Linked DNA regions of Mus musculus: regions 2 and 3 are each linked to region 1. Evidence: chromatin loops called from intact Hi-C (ENCODE). Cell type or tissue: left cerebral cortex. All regions are shown on one strand.

What was found. A loop is a pair of places that touch in the nucleus more often than their neighbours do. Peaks named below come from ENCODE experiments on the same cell type or tissue, not always from the same donor. Only the 100,000 strongest peaks of a DNase experiment are listed, where the experiment ranks them.
Region 2: it touches region 1 in a loop (2.5-fold over the local background); 9 of 42 quality-filtered maps call a loop at or near these places.
Region 3: it touches region 1 in a loop (2.7-fold over the local background); 10 of 42 quality-filtered maps call a loop at or near these places.

Annotation. Positions count from the first base shown.
Region 1 is chr12:55,718,381-55,723,380 of GRCm38, reverse strand. Ralgapa1 (Ral GTPase activating protein, alpha subunit 1) reads left to right here. Exons shown (of 42, transcript NM_001368814.1): 18 at 440-1,975; 19 at 3,673-3,797. Among named protein-coding and RNA genes, the nearest start is that of Ralgapa1, 100 kb to the left of the region's middle. In left cerebral cortex, a CTCF peak has its summit at 2,861 (motif pointing right); a DNase peak (open chromatin) is centred at 2,872.
Region 2 is chr12:55,818,813-55,823,812 of GRCm38, reverse strand. Ralgapa1 (Ral GTPase activating protein, alpha subunit 1) reads left to right here and starts at 2,646. Exons shown (of 42, transcript NM_001368814.1): 1 at 2,646-3,151. The coding sequence starts at 3,046. In left cerebral cortex, CTCF peaks have their summits at 2,512 and 2,726; DNase peaks (open chromatin) are centred at 2,619 and 3,509; H3K4me3 peaks cover 2,656 bases; H3K27ac peaks cover 1,815 bases.
Region 3 is chr12:55,517,859-55,522,858 of GRCm38, reverse strand. No RefSeq gene overlaps it. Among named protein-coding and RNA genes, the nearest start is that of Gm36634, 27 kb to the right of the region's middle. In left cerebral cortex, a CTCF peak has its summit at 4,714 (motif pointing left); DNase peaks (open chromatin) are centred at 2,617 and 4,678.

The sequences.
Region 1 (5,000 bases):
ATGTCTTGTTCCTGCCTAGTAGAGGAGACTTTCTAAGATATCTTCAGTAGATGCTTAGATCAGCTTTCTGTGTTAAGATCTATTTTTCTTCCCTGCTTATAACCTATTTGAATAGGAAAAACTAACAAGTTTGAATTGCTTGATTTATTGGCACAGCTCTATCTTAAACTGCACTTCCAAATGTTTCATCATCTCACTGTTTGTATGCATGTTAACATCTTAAATGTATTTTGGCCATTTTCTAATTCATTGACACCACATGCCTTGGGTCCATCTTTTTTTTTAAAGTCAGTTATATATTTTTTAGTTGGTTTTCTTTAATTGAACTTGCAAAAACTTCCTGAATTTTTTATTGGAAAGCATATGCTTAGGCTGTGGGTGAAACAGTTTCTTGTATTTATATAGTTTCCACTCTGTATAATTTTTTGTTTTCTTACAGATATTGATGATGCTCAAATCCTTCCCCGCTCAACCAGAGTCAGACATTTTTCACAGAGTGAAGACACTGGAAATGAAGTTTTTGGTGCTTTGCATGAGGAACAGCCACTGCCTCGAAGTAGCAGCACTTCTGACATCTTGGAACCATTCACTGTTGAGCGAGCCAAAGGTGCAGTTCCTGTCGTTGACAGTTCATCCCGTCATGCTCCAAGCTTGCAGAGTTCCACAGAGGCTTCGTCAATAACTAGATCCACTGAGAGCCACCTCACTGATACTCATAGTAGAGAGTCTTCTCTGGAAGTTGGTGATAGCATATATGACCATCTTTGCCATTTGATAGGTCCAGTAGAACTTGCAGATGCAGCTTTGGATCAAATCCAGTACATTGACCTTGAAGGAGACGATGACCTTCTTTCTTCTCTGAAAGAATACTTTAAGGAAAACCAGGAAAGTCGTAGTAAAAGTGAGCTAGGGAAAGATACAGCTTCCCAGGAAGTGCTTATTGACGTAACTAGAGAGGAAATACCATCTTTCCATAAAGTAGAGTACACAGGTCAGGAAGTAAAACCAGAAAATCTCATGTCTTTTGTTGGGACTTCTGAAAATACACCATTTCAAAAAGAACCAAGCTCAGCTGTCTTCACAAGTACTCTTGCACCTAACCATTCAGATAGCTATCCAAGATCACAAACTGCTGAAAAGGCTAAGCAACTAAGTCTTGATGAACACTCATCGGATCCTAGCTCAGATAGCCTATGTGATAAAGAAAAAAAGAAACATCTGTGTAGACAAACAGCCACAGAAGTAGATGCCTGTGTAGATATGACAGTAGCTGAAAAGCTTAAGAGTGTACAGGTTAATGAAAAAATCACGCCATACTTAATGCATGCCAAGAAAACTGCATTAAAAACACCGGTAAGCCGCAGAATGCCTCATGTTTCAAACACTAGCAAGCTTTCTCCAACTAAGAGGAGCTTGTCTGAAACAGTAACTCATAGGGCCAAAATCATGAAAATTGCCGCTAAGAAACGAAATAGTGTTCATGTTACTTTTAGACCATCTACCGAGTCTGTCCAATTTTATAATCCTCTGGAAAACAAAGAGGCTCCATGGAAGATGAGACTACGGAAGCTCAGTGGCTTTAGCAGTAATAGCAGTAGCACCACCAGCAACACACAGACCAGCTCAACTAGTGGTACAGACCTTGTAAAGCCTGGTGTGTACAGACCTCTAGATACAATCGGTGCAGCATCAGTTAGCAGAGCAGTGAGGGAATCCACAGAGATCCCCACAGCCACATCACAGAAAGAAGGAATGGCAAGTAACCAGGCAGGTAGTCGCAGTACTCTCAGGTCATCGAGTCAGGAGACAGGACCACAGCAGGGCTCCCTGGGTGGCGTTTATAAAACTGTTGTCCATGCTCTTTCGAAGCCGAAGGCAAATGTTTCCCCACAGAGGCAGAACAGAATGCCACCCGAGGCTCCACTGAGGGATCTGTACAGTCATGTAATGGGCTATTTTGGAAGGAAAGCTGCAGGTGAGCACTAACTGTGCAGAGCGCAAAAGGAGAAAGACAGCACCAGTTTGGCTTAATGCAGCTGAAGCAAGCTATAAGCAATGGAAAAGCTTTGGGATGGTCACTGCTTTCTCTCCGTTTGGTTCTGCATGCGCCTTTCCCCAGCTCTATTTCCCCAGCATACATATTTATTTAAATTACTAATTTTCCTTTTGAGGCATTTAGTTAAACCTCTTTGCTGCTGAACAATAAAATAGAAAGGGGAAGTTAAGAGGGGAAAATGTAATGACCTTTCAAAGGTCAGGTATTTTTCTGAGTATGTACCACCAGTCTTGAAGTTCACTAAGGAGTTGGCCGTACTTTTTCTTGCCCCCACTACTTTATGTCTATAAGGGCATCATCTTTATCTAATTGAATTTGCAAATTCTTACTGATAACTTTGTTGGTTTCCTTGGTAGACAGTTACTTTGACATCAAATATTAACAGAAATCAGACTCCTACAACCAGCACCAACATTATACTTAACTATAATTGAAGAGGAAATTCTTTATTTAATTGCAAAGATGATTTAGCCACTTTCCATTTAAGGCATTTCTGAAAAAAAGCTGTAGGCTTTTAGTTTTGAATCTAGAGATTTAAATTTTTATTGTGAGATCTTAAATGTGCATTAAGGTTTCATGATTTACTGATTATTTCAGTATGAAACCTAAATGTACATGTTAGCAAAAGGAAGCAAGATTGTAGTAACCATTTTATCTTGTTCCAAAATGGAAACAACTTTATTGATACAGAAACAGAACTTTCAGCAGTAAGGTAGGTTTTGATTTCATTTGTTTTAACATGGTTTTGTTAGCATGATTAACAATGCTGTATAATGCATCTTGCATTGAGCCATTAATGCCACTTGAGGGCAGTATATTACAGCTTAGCAAAGCCTGGCCAGTGATATAAAGATAATGGTATTTAACAGTCTGAAATACTTGGTGATCCAGTAGAAAGAGAAACAGCGCTAGTTTTATTCTACAGAGAAACAATTTTTTTCAGCAGTATAATGGTGACATAAATGTATGGTCCACAAGGTAGTTTACCAAGTGAAAGCAATCTTGTTACTATAAAATTACATTTCAGTGGGAATGTTAGACAAATCAAACAACTATTTTGGTTTTATTTGTTCTTAATTCTCGTGAAAATTGAACCTTTTTTTCTCCAAGCATTGACGTTAGATTTTAGACTAACTCTAAAAAAAGAAAAAAAAAATTATGTCAAATCATGAGATTTTTATTTACATCCATACTGAAGTATGTTTATGTCGTACTGAGATTTGCATGAATTGAAAGGATATATTCCTCACAATTATTCTCTGGGGAAAGAGGGAGCTTGTTAATTCTTAAGACTCTAAAGCAGCATAGAATAGGAAGAAAAATATACCAGTTTCTTTATAGGCAATATTAACCTGACTTCAACTAGTGCTTACCTCTAGCTTTCTTGCTGTTTAAGGTCATACTGAAGATTGACTAACATCTGCTTAGTTAAATAAAGTAAATACAATTTACTAATTCTTAAAAATTAAATCTGAAAGGAGGGAAATTATTCATTAGTGCATGTTTGGCAAATACTTGATATGGCAGAGGTACTTTATTTTGGATTACTTTTGTTTCAAATTTAGAAAATACAATTAAGTTGTTGCCCACTATATGTAGTTCTTTTTTGCTTCTAGTAAATAAAGAGGACACGAGCCCCAAACTGCCTCCTCTTAATAGTGAGACTGGTGGCAACAGCGCCAATGTTCCTGACCTGATGGATGAGTTTATCGCAGAGCGACTTCGAAGTGGCAATGCCTCGGTGAGCTCAAACTTAAAAAGTAGAAAACTAAAGGATGAGTATGATGTATATGTGGAGGTTTTTATTCCAATCTTCATTTTTTCCTGAAACTTAACTCTGACTTGTAAAGTTCTTAAAACATTTTAACATTGCTTATTTGGTATGTGTGTATGTGAAGGTGCATGTGTGCCACTGCATGCATGTAGAGGTCACATTAAGGAAGTGAGTTCTCTGCCTTTACCTGTCCATCAGCCTTCACAATCAGCACCTTCCCCTAACTATTGTTAGCTCTTAAAACATTTCAAAGCTGGACTTAGTGGTACACACTTCTACCTAGCTGCTCAGGAGGCTAAGGCAGGAGGATAGCTAGTTCAAGGCCTTGCCTGAGGTGCAATGTAATTTCAAGCCAACCTGTATAACTTAGTGTGACCCAGTCTTATAAAAAGTAGAAAGCAAGTTGACTATATTTCAGTGATAGAGCACTTGCCTGTCTACAAGTCCTTAGGTCAAATCTCCAGTGCGTGTGTGTGTGTAAAAATTTTAAAACTTTTTTTTTTTATTAAAAGGTATAAAACATTGAGACTTGTAGCTTTAACTGAAGAGATACTGTAATATCTATTAAAAGCTGTAAGCCATCACCTTCCCAGTGTAGTTCCCTTACTCTCTTTCCTAGGTTGGTACCACTTGCTAAATGTCAGTAGGAAAGAACATTGGAAGGCACTTGGCCCAACTCCCATAGTTTGAAAGCTTAAACAATTCAGATAACTCTGGAATCAGTGTTAAACTGTGCCTTTTACCTTAAATAGTAAATACCAGATGAAAAAAGAAGCTAATGAGCCTCTAGTCCTTAGGTGCAGAATTGCTGTTTAGAGGCTGTCATTCCCCATTTGGGTTTTAACTTGTCTATCACTATCTATTACTTTTCCTTTTATTTCCTTTTCTTTGAGGAACAATTATTTTAAAATCATAAAATGACATCTTTGCTGTCTTTGTATTTATTTTCTCATCTGTTTGCTTCATTGTTCCATTGTAAACTCTATTTTTCTTCTGATCACGAGCTTTAGACCCAGCACTGCCTCACCTGATATGTGGGTTTTTACTTTAAATAGAACTTCAATAGCTTAGGTGTCAGAGCCGTGTCATTACATGCTATTTAGATACTTCAGTAAGCATGTTTTTTCCTTTCCAACTGTGGTCCTAACTATCAGAATTTACTCTGAGGAT
Region 2 (5,000 bases), 100 kb before region 1:
GAGGTTTTTGATGTATTGTCAGATCAAATGAAACTCCATTTTTCTCATATTCCAAAAGGCAGAAGGAAGAAATGGCTGACTGTGGTGTCCATTAGCAGACCAAAGTCTATGCTGGCCTCCAGGCTCCCTCAGAATCACAAGTACTCAGGACACATACGAAGTCCGTGCTGGCCGACATCCTGGCTCTTCTCACCTCCTCCCCTCCCCTCTCCTCTCCAGCTCACCAGCTCACAGGCTTATGTCCCCAGCTATTCATTCTCCTGCTATTTCTTCACATCACTCTCTGGTCTTCAGCACTTTCCCTTTCTCTCTCTTTCTCTATGCTCCTTCCCATCTCTATCTGCTCTGGTCCTGCTTCCCTCCTAGTCAGCTCCAGTCTGCCATCCATGTGCAGTCTATTACTTTCTCTCTCGGCTCTGGACAATGCCATGCTCTCATGTCTACAATAAAACCACACCATGGAGTGGTCATGTCATCAGTTTATACAGTTATAAACAATGCCTTAATATTTTACAAAACCTTATTTTTTCCTGACACTCTTTTTTAAAAGAGTTCTAAAAGTGGAACTTTTGAATCAGATTTGTCTTAGTTAGGGTTTCATTGCTGTAAAGAGACACCATAACCAAGGTAACTCTTATAAAGTCAGCTGATTGGGGCAGGGTTACAGTTTCAGAGTTTAGTCCTTTATCGTGGTGGGAATCATGGCAGCATGGAGGAAGACGGGGTGTTGGAGGAGCTGAGAGTTCTACATCTTGATCCAAAGGCAGCCAGGGGACTGGGTTCCACACTGGGCAGAGCTTGAGCATATGAGACCTCAAAACCCACCTCCACAACAACACAAGTCCTCCAACAAGGCCACACCCACTTCAGCAAGGCCACACCCACTTCAACAAGGCTACATCTCCTAATGGGCCAAGCATTCAAACACATGAATCTATGGGGACCATACCTATTCAAACCTCCGCAAGATTATGTAAACATTTTAAAGTATCCTGCTATTTTTCAGAAGCCTCCTACTAATTACTGCTATTCTTAATAGGCCGTGGGAGTTCCTACTGTTGCACTCACTGGTGAATTACTATTTGAAGACAAAGGCTACTGATAAAACAACACATCACTGTTTTTATGTACATTTCATGTATTCTGTAGATTTGATGTAAAATTCTAAAAGAAGGGAGCTGTAGAGATGGCTCACTAGTTAGGGGAGTATATGCTCTTGCAGACAACCCAAGTTTGATTTGCAGTACTGAGGCTGGGTGGCTCACAACTGCCTATAAGTACAGCCTCAAAAGGCATGTTTGTGTAGATGCTTGTGTGCATGCACGCACGCGCGCACACACACACATTCACACACACTCACAGATTCAAAATAAAAATCAATCAGCTCAGCAGTTAAGAGGACCTAGGTTCAATTCCCAGCACCTCCATGGCAACTTGCAGCTGTCTGTAACCCTAGTTCCAGGGGATCTGATACCATCTCACAGACATATATGTAGGCAGAACACCAAAATAAACAAACAAACAAGCTGGACAGTGGTGGCACACACTTTAATCTCAGAACTCTGGAGGCAGAGGCATGTGGATCTCTGTGAGTTCTAGGCCACCTTGATCTACAGAGTGAGTTCACAGCCAGGGCTACACAGAAAAACCCTGCCTTGGAAAACCAAAACGAAAAAAGCAAATGAATAAACAAACAAATAAAATAAATTATTTAAAGTCTCTAAAGAAAAATACAAACAAAATTGTCTAACAAATATTAATTCAGAGTGACGGAAGATAGATCAGCAGGGGACTGGGCACTAGGGACAGGCAAAGACAAAAAGCCAGAGTTTGTGATTACTACTTGTGTTTTGTAGTTTTTTGTTTTGTTTTGTTTTGTTTTGAGACATGGTCTAACGTAGCTGCCATTGACCTTGAATTATGTCTTCCCAAATCCTAGTATGACAGCAGAGCACTACCACACTTAGTTAATTGTTTTACTTGGATCTTACACAGCGTTCTTTGGATTTAGGTGAGTATTTCACATCTAAAGACAGCCTTCCTTTAAAATCATCCAGATTTCTTAATTTTTTTTCTCTGATATATGGTAGGATGCATTTACTTGTACAAGATATTTTATTTATTTATGTCTGTTTTCTTGGTGCTGGAGATCTGGTGCTAGAGCGAACTGCAGCTCTAGCCATGTGCATGTTAATTTAAAGGAAAAGGATGCAACACTCCCACGCATCTCTAAAGTACAGTACATTTTTAATCATTATTTTGCAAGACGCAGGAAGAATCCAAATTAGAAAGTGAACGGTTTGCAAAACACAGGAAATATCCAAATTAGAAAGTGAAATGACGTCAGAGCCAAGGCTTCAGAGCTAGTATCAAGCTGGCCTTGCACATCTGTTCTGATGTTTAAGTTACTCAGAGCGGTTTAAAGAGTGGAGATGAACGACTTTTTCAACAAAAACTCTAGGAACCGCTGTTTACAAGGAGCACACAGTAGACAACACCTTCCTTAACTTTCTTGCCCTTCTTCATTACTACAGACACAGGAAACCAAGAGGCTATAGAGGCAGGAATGAGCTCACGCTGACATGACGTCACGAGCACTTGACGTCAGAAGGCGGTTGCCACGGGGACCGTTCGCCACCGACGGCAGAGTCGTGAAACTCCATCACCACACGACTCGGTTTTGGCCTCCGCGGGGTTGAAGCTGCTAGAGACGCTTCAACCTTAAGGGGGCCTCAGGGAGAGAGGAGTGGCGCCGCGGCGGAGCGCTCCCTCTCCGCGGCTGTGGGGATTCCTGCCGCGGCCTGGGCGGCGGCGGCCGCTCCGCGTCTCCTCGTCGCTGCAGCGCGCGGGGCGGATCCGCCATATTGGAGCCGGGGCTGCAGGTTCCGTGCGGCGGCGGCGGCGAGAGGCGGGCCTGGCAGCGGGGCCCGCGCGGCAGCGGCGGACGCGGGGGAACGCATGAGCCGCCGCGGCTAGCCTCTTCCCCGCCCACCGCCTGCGCTGGGTCGTCGGGACCCGGCCGGGAGGGGCCGCGGCGGCCGCAGGATGTTCTCTAAGAAGCCGCACGGGGACGTGAAGAAGTCCACCCAGAAGGTGCTGGACACCAAGAAGGACGCGCTGACCCGCCTCAAGCACCTGCGCATCGTCATCGGTGAGGGGAGCCGCGACCCCGGGGCGCCGCCGCGGCGGCCTTGCTGCCCCCGGCCTGTCACCCCGCGAGCTCCGGGCTTCGCCCTCGCGACCTGGCGCGGTCGGGAGTGAGGGCCGGCGGCGCCTCTGCCCACGCGCGGGCGGGCGGCGAGGGAAGGGGACAGCTTGGCAGTTGGTACAAATCAGTCAGCACCAGCACGGAGAGACCCACGTTGGAGTTCCTGGTCTGATTGTTTAAAAAAAAAAAAATGACAGTCAGGCCAGAAACTTAAGTCCTTGATGAGACTTCAGGGACACTTGGCGTTGTGGGTAATGGTGTTTAGAGGGTGTGCTTGCCATCTGACTACTGCCATCCCCACCCGAGTGCAAAGCAAAGCAAAGCAAAGCGCTGGCTCGGCCAGTGGAACCCGTAGTCTTTCAAGTTTTTTTGGCAGGTGAGGGCCCTGGAGGAAGCAGTTGCACCTCTTTGGGAAGTGGGTGGTTCCTGAAGCTTGGGGAAAGAACCCCGCCCTATACACCCTGTTCTTCATTTGCTGTCCTTTAGGAAGAAAACTAATTATAGAGAAGAAGGTTCTCGTGAACGATACAGAATTAAGTTTTCATTAAAAATTTCTTACTCTCTGCCGTCTCATCAACTTTAGTGTCTCTGAAGACCGAAGCAAGCTAGATTTGGGATAAAGTGTTAAGCGAGGATTTTTGGATACTTGGTCATAGACAACTTGGATTTTTTTTTTTTTTTAAATGAAGAAATTTTGAGGTAAAAAGGAAAGTTGACCAGGGCTTAGACATATAGAATGACAATAGGATAGCTGAGGTTAGATCTCAGATGTCTGAATTCTAATTCAGAGTTTATCATCTCAAGCTGTCCTCCTAATTTCTGTCTGTTTTGGAAAGTGACTTATATGTTTAGTGGTGTGTCCTCTGTTTCATGGATGGATTTCTCTACTGTGTTGTGACTAATACCACCAATGATACCCAACATTTGTGTGGTGTTTTGCTGTCTACAAAGGGTCTCACATGAATTAGTATAATCCAACATGACCATCTGTCTAGAAATAGAGATATTATTTGCCATTTTAAAAAATATATAAACAAAAAAGTTGAAGATGGATGGAGCTGGTGGAGACTAACGACCACAACGAAGCCTAGATTTTCTGTCTCTGATTTGTTTTTCAGCCTTCCTACATGTCTGACAGCTAGTCTTAGTTATCACAAGTACTTATACCTGTGGTATAGTGAGAAAGCAATTAAATCCATCTTATGTAAACCATTTAAATATGGTAGAGGTTTTTAACATTTCCATTTTGGAGTTAAGTCATTGAAGATTTGCGTGAAAAGATATGCTGAGACACGCAAAGTCATCGGCACGTAAATGTATTACAAAATAACGGCCGTTTGAAAGTGGACACTTGGTGCAATCTGACTCTCACTTGAGACAAGCTGTAGATTGCATAAATGCAGTTGTAACTATAAAGCTGAGTTACAGCAGGGTATTGAGAGTTCCTAAATTACCTGCCACAGCATAGAGGGTTTTGTGGTTGTGTGTATGTGTGTAGTGTGTGCATGTGTGTTTCCTAACTTGGGAAACATCAGATGTATTACTACCACACATGTTGGATATTTTGTAGGACCTGGCTTCCTCAGTTCGAAAATGGAATACTTAAGAAAGCAAAAAAACCTTTTGCTTTCATAATTTAAGGAGTCTTTTAAGAATGAAATCACCAGGAATGTCTTACCTTTCACAACTTTCTTATGTACCTGTGCCCTGTGAGAAGCCCACACTCAAGTGTAGAACCACAGTGCTTAACCAAACACATTGTGCCAAAAGCAGTTATCATGTCTGGAAACAC
Region 3 (5,000 bases), 200 kb after region 1:
GGCCACTAAGCCTTTAAAAAGATGTTCAGTAGTAGACTTGGAGCTGGTAAGGATTGACTTCTAAAAATAGAATGCAAGCCCAAGTCAAGGGTGGTATAGCCAGTTACCTTTGTGAACCTCTTAAATCCACAATAAAATATCATATTATATATTATTATATTATATATACTTATATATTAAATGTATAACAAACACATAAATATATGCATAGAGAGACAGACAGACAGAGCACACATAGAGTCGTCCTCAGGTATGTTTAAATATACAGTAGTTCATATTGGGAGTTTCCCAGATCATTCTCCCATTTGTTCACTCGATGGACTGAGATCAAACTGTTAGAATCAAGGTTACACTTTATTACAACAAAGGTAAGAGATTCAAGTCAGCATTGGGCAAGAACTGTACAGAACAGAGCAGAAGAATAAGCACGTACATGTCTTGTGAGCCCCTCCCATTTTAACCCATAGATCACACTGACAAAACTTAACTGTGTATACAGTACTGACCAACAAAGGCTGGTGCCTGAGCCGGGATAGCCCAGGTCAATCCACAGATAGCATCATTTATGAGTCTAGCTAATCTCCAGTTTCACATGCAAGTAGCTGACACAGTAAGGTCCAGATCTACCAAGTGACATAGCCAGACACTGTCTAAAAATAAAAAAAAAAAATTAAAAAAAAAAAACATGCAGACAAAACAGAGAGAAAGGAGGAGAGGAGCAGGGGAGAAAAAAATTAAATTTAAAAAAATAATTAAGCACCCAGATGTTATGAATAGCCCTGGTCCCAGACCCAGAGGAGCAGGCCAATAATCCTTGAGAGCCTGAGACAGAGTCACAAGTTCAAACCAGCCTGGGAAACTCAGGCAGAGCCTGTCTCAAAATTTAAACCTTTGACAAAGCGTGGTACATTTATATCTTGAGTCATAATCTTTACTTAACTATATATAGTTACTAAAATGCATATGTTGGGCCAGGGGTGGGGGTTGGCACACACCTTTAACTCCAGTATTTGGGAGGCAGAGGCAGGCAGATCTCTATAAGTCTGAGGCCAGCATGATCTACATAGCAAGTTCCAGGCCTGCCAGAATCTCTCGGTGACTGTCCTCTGAGACAAGCAAGCAGCTCTTGGGACTTGGATATTCCTGGTTGACATTGAAAAGACAGTGCTCTGCCTTCTTAGCCCCGCCCTGCTTGCAAAAGACCATCCCAGCCAGGCCTGTTGACTGTTTACACCCTCACAGAGGGGTGGGGGGTTTATGAAACCCTCACCTCAGTATCCAGCTGCTCCCTACTACCTTCTGATGTGGTGACAGCTCTGAATTTTCATCTTTAGACTCCCTGTGTGGTTGACTACACCAGCTGATTTTCAGATATTGAACAAGCTCCAAACACCTTAATCACACACACATGACTTAGGGCAGGGGATGGGGCGGGGGGTCGAGTGTATTGCAGAGGAGACTGGGGCAGAGGGTTCCATCTGTGTGACTCCTGGACTGGCAAGGCCTTTCAGGTGCAGTTTATTGGAGGGGAAGGAGCAGGTACCCAGGCCCAGTAAAGAAGCCCAATGAAGTCATTGGTTCCCAAGAGTGAACTGTGACGGAATTGTGGGAGTCAGTATGTCTGTTGTGACCTTTGAAGGAGGGATAGGTGTTATTTACATCCCACACTGAGAAGGGATTTTAGCAATAACCTGTCCAAAAAAAAAAATGGATATCTTGAGAGGCTAAGGAACTGACTCAGTGTGTAAGAGAACTTCCTGTGCAAACACGAAGACTTGAGTTCAAATCCTCAGTACCCAAGCAAAAGCCATGCCAGGTCTTGCCTAAAGCACCTAGGAACCCTATTGTTGCTGTGGGGAAGACAAGAGTATTGATGGGCTTTGCTGGCCTCAGCCTGGCTCCAGGTTCAGTGAGAGACTCAGGCAGAGGGTGAGAGAACAGGATGCCCTCTGGCTTCTACATGTATGTATGCACACACACACACCTCACCATCACATACATGTCAACACGCACACATGCACACACAAAGAATAAAATGCATATGGTGGCCAGGAAAAGAGTTAAGATATAATTGAGCCACATTAGTTCCAGATTCTGTAATTTATATTTGCAAATATTATATAATTCTAATTAAAACTTATTTGTGGCATTAAAACAATTAACTATTTGCCGTCCCTTTTGACTGCTGAGCAGTCAAAAGACGTGCTTCGCCTTCTTGCTCCAGTTCTTGTACAATGGCTGAGTCTCTTTCCGTGCTTTGTTTACTACAGTGTAATTCACACTTCTCTGCTTTTCTTGGCAATGTCAGTATTGAAATTCGCCCCAGTATAATGGCCCAGTGTTCCTATTCATAAAGATCTGATGTGCTTTTCAGAGGAGATGCCTACGTGGTTTCTGTCAGTCATGAGTTATGTATACCGCTGTTGGTCAGGTTCAAAGTGAACGAATTAACAATGTTTATTGGTGGCTCTCAACAGAAATTTGCATAAATTAAGGTTATCTGGCTGTGATCACCAGCTTAGTGTTACTTTTAAAAGACAACGTCCCAAACACTTGACTTATCAAATGAGGACACAAGAGCCAGATGCTGTGGTGAAAGCCTGCTAGCTCAGAGAGGCAGAGAAAGGCCCCAGCTGGGCTTCCCACTCCACCAACGTCCCTGAAGAAATTCCTTCATGCCGTCTAAAATACCCTTCAACTCAGTGTCTCTCCTCTTGACTTCCTGAGTTTTCTTATGGTCACTCCCTGTCACCCGGCTGCTTGCTTCACCTCTTGCCCAAGGGTTGACTTTATTTAATCCTGTTTGCAGAAAGTTCTTGGATTAAAGCTGTGTGCTAGGGCTGAGCCACACCATAACAATAACCAGGTTTTTCCAGTTCACAATCGTGGGGTTCACAATGTGATCAAATCCCGCAGCATCACAGGACCCTCTCTATCCCTGACCTTCCCCAGGAGCAATGATCGTACTCATTGTCATTCTCCATCACACAGACATAGAACTCCGAAAGTAATGAGATAGAAATATACTTGACAGGCAAGTGCTCTGCCACTCAGCTCTATCCGCAGCCTTTGTATATGTATAGACACTATAGAAGGATATATATCATATGAACAGCAGTCGCCTTTGATATGAATGAGGCTCGTTTTAACCCCTTTACACTTTTTTCAGACTTTCAGTAGCAAGGGCAACAAGTGTGATTTATAGAATGGTTTTATGTAAGACCCTGAGAATACAGCATGCCAATTCAAGGCCTTAGCATCATTCAAGACAAAAGGTAGTGGACAAATCAGAGCTGAAGTCTTTAATGGCCCAGTGGTACCACTGACCAGAAGCAAGACCCCAGAACATGAGGACTGGGACTCGACATTTGGAAGAATGAGTGGGAGCCAATACAGAAAAGGCTGTGGTTCTCACTCTTAAAAAAGAAACACTGGCAAGGCATGGTGGCTCATGCCAGTAGTCCCAACTGGGAGTGAGGGGATGAGGCAGGAGGATTGCAACGACTTTGAGGTCATCCTGGGCTCCAGAAGACCCAGGGAACCTGACCCATTTTTTTTAACCTCCAAGAGCACCAGGCATGAAGATGATAGGCATATGCACATGCAGGCAAAATACTCATAAACATAAAATAAAATAAATAAAAATAAAAAGCAATAATATCAAAACCCTTCAGTTTCTTCATTATCAAAGGCAAAGAAGAGGAAATTCTTGTTGGCTGGACCCCTTTTCAGGCATACACAACCTTTACTTTATTATATATACTTTAATTATTATATTACCTTAATCAGAGAGCCATGATTTCCCGCCGCACACTCCCAACAAGATCAGGCCTCGTGATGTTCCCTCATGGGAGAGAGTGGGAAGGTCACCTAAGATTCCCAGCCTGCCTGTCCCCATTTCCAGATAGCAATAATTCTGCCCCCGCTGCAGAGTGGACTCAGAAGGTGCTAAAGTATGTAGAAACAAGGCTAACGGAAGGGTACTCCATCTATGCAGTGATGAGAACACCACCCATCACACACCCTGACTTCAGTGGCGTAACTTTTGGGGGGTCACCTGTGTATCCGTAAGCCCATAAACTGCTTGGTTCACCAATTTAGACATGGGTGGAATCATTGCTTTGCTCTGTCACCAGTGCCCAGTCTGGATTAAGCGCACACAGGAAAGTTAACGCAAGTCAGCTCATCAAGCCAGCTCATCGACAAATGAAGCTTGTTGGCCATCTGGGAGCTGAGAGGGATCAAGAATGCCTGGTTTGTTCCCACATTGGTAATGAAGCTGCCATGGACCACACCATCACCCCGCCCCTCACCACGATGCAGTGGGCCAGTAAATGTATTGTTTGAAAAATCGATGCGCAGAGCAGTTTTGTTTTGTTTTTAGGGGGTGGGCGCCTGCAGTCCGGTGACAGTCTCACCCCAATCTCCCTTTGGGGAATCTGTGTTGTCAACACTCCACCTCACATTACTCACAGGCTGCAGCAGCTGTGGCAGCATTTTTTTTTTTTTTTCATTGTTGGTTAGTTTTCTCCCTCCCTCCTCCCCTCCAGCCTCCTATTTATGCCAATTCTTCTTTTGTGAGAGATCCCTCGGGGCTTCATTAATTACTCAATCCAGCCCATGGGTCACCACAGCTGCTTCAGGGGCAGAGTGCGGTCCTACAGCAGAGACCCAGGAAGGCCATTGGAATGTGGCGCGGGAGAGGGCGCCCACTACTGGCAGCTCGAGCAAACTGCACACAACCTGCTAAGCAGCAGTTCTCCTGAGCCCTGTAAAGAACCCATGGCTGTCCTTGGCTTTTCCACAAGGTCCTTAACTCGAGTGTTAAAAACACTTAGCACCGGTGGACTCCAGAACATGAAGGCTAATCCAACGGAAACCCTTAGAAAAAAAAAAATCAGACAAATCTTGAGGTCAGATGCAACGGAGTTACCGTATACAGTGACTCCAAAAACCAGAGGAATTAATTTTCTGATAGAATGCCACTGGATTTTAGTAAG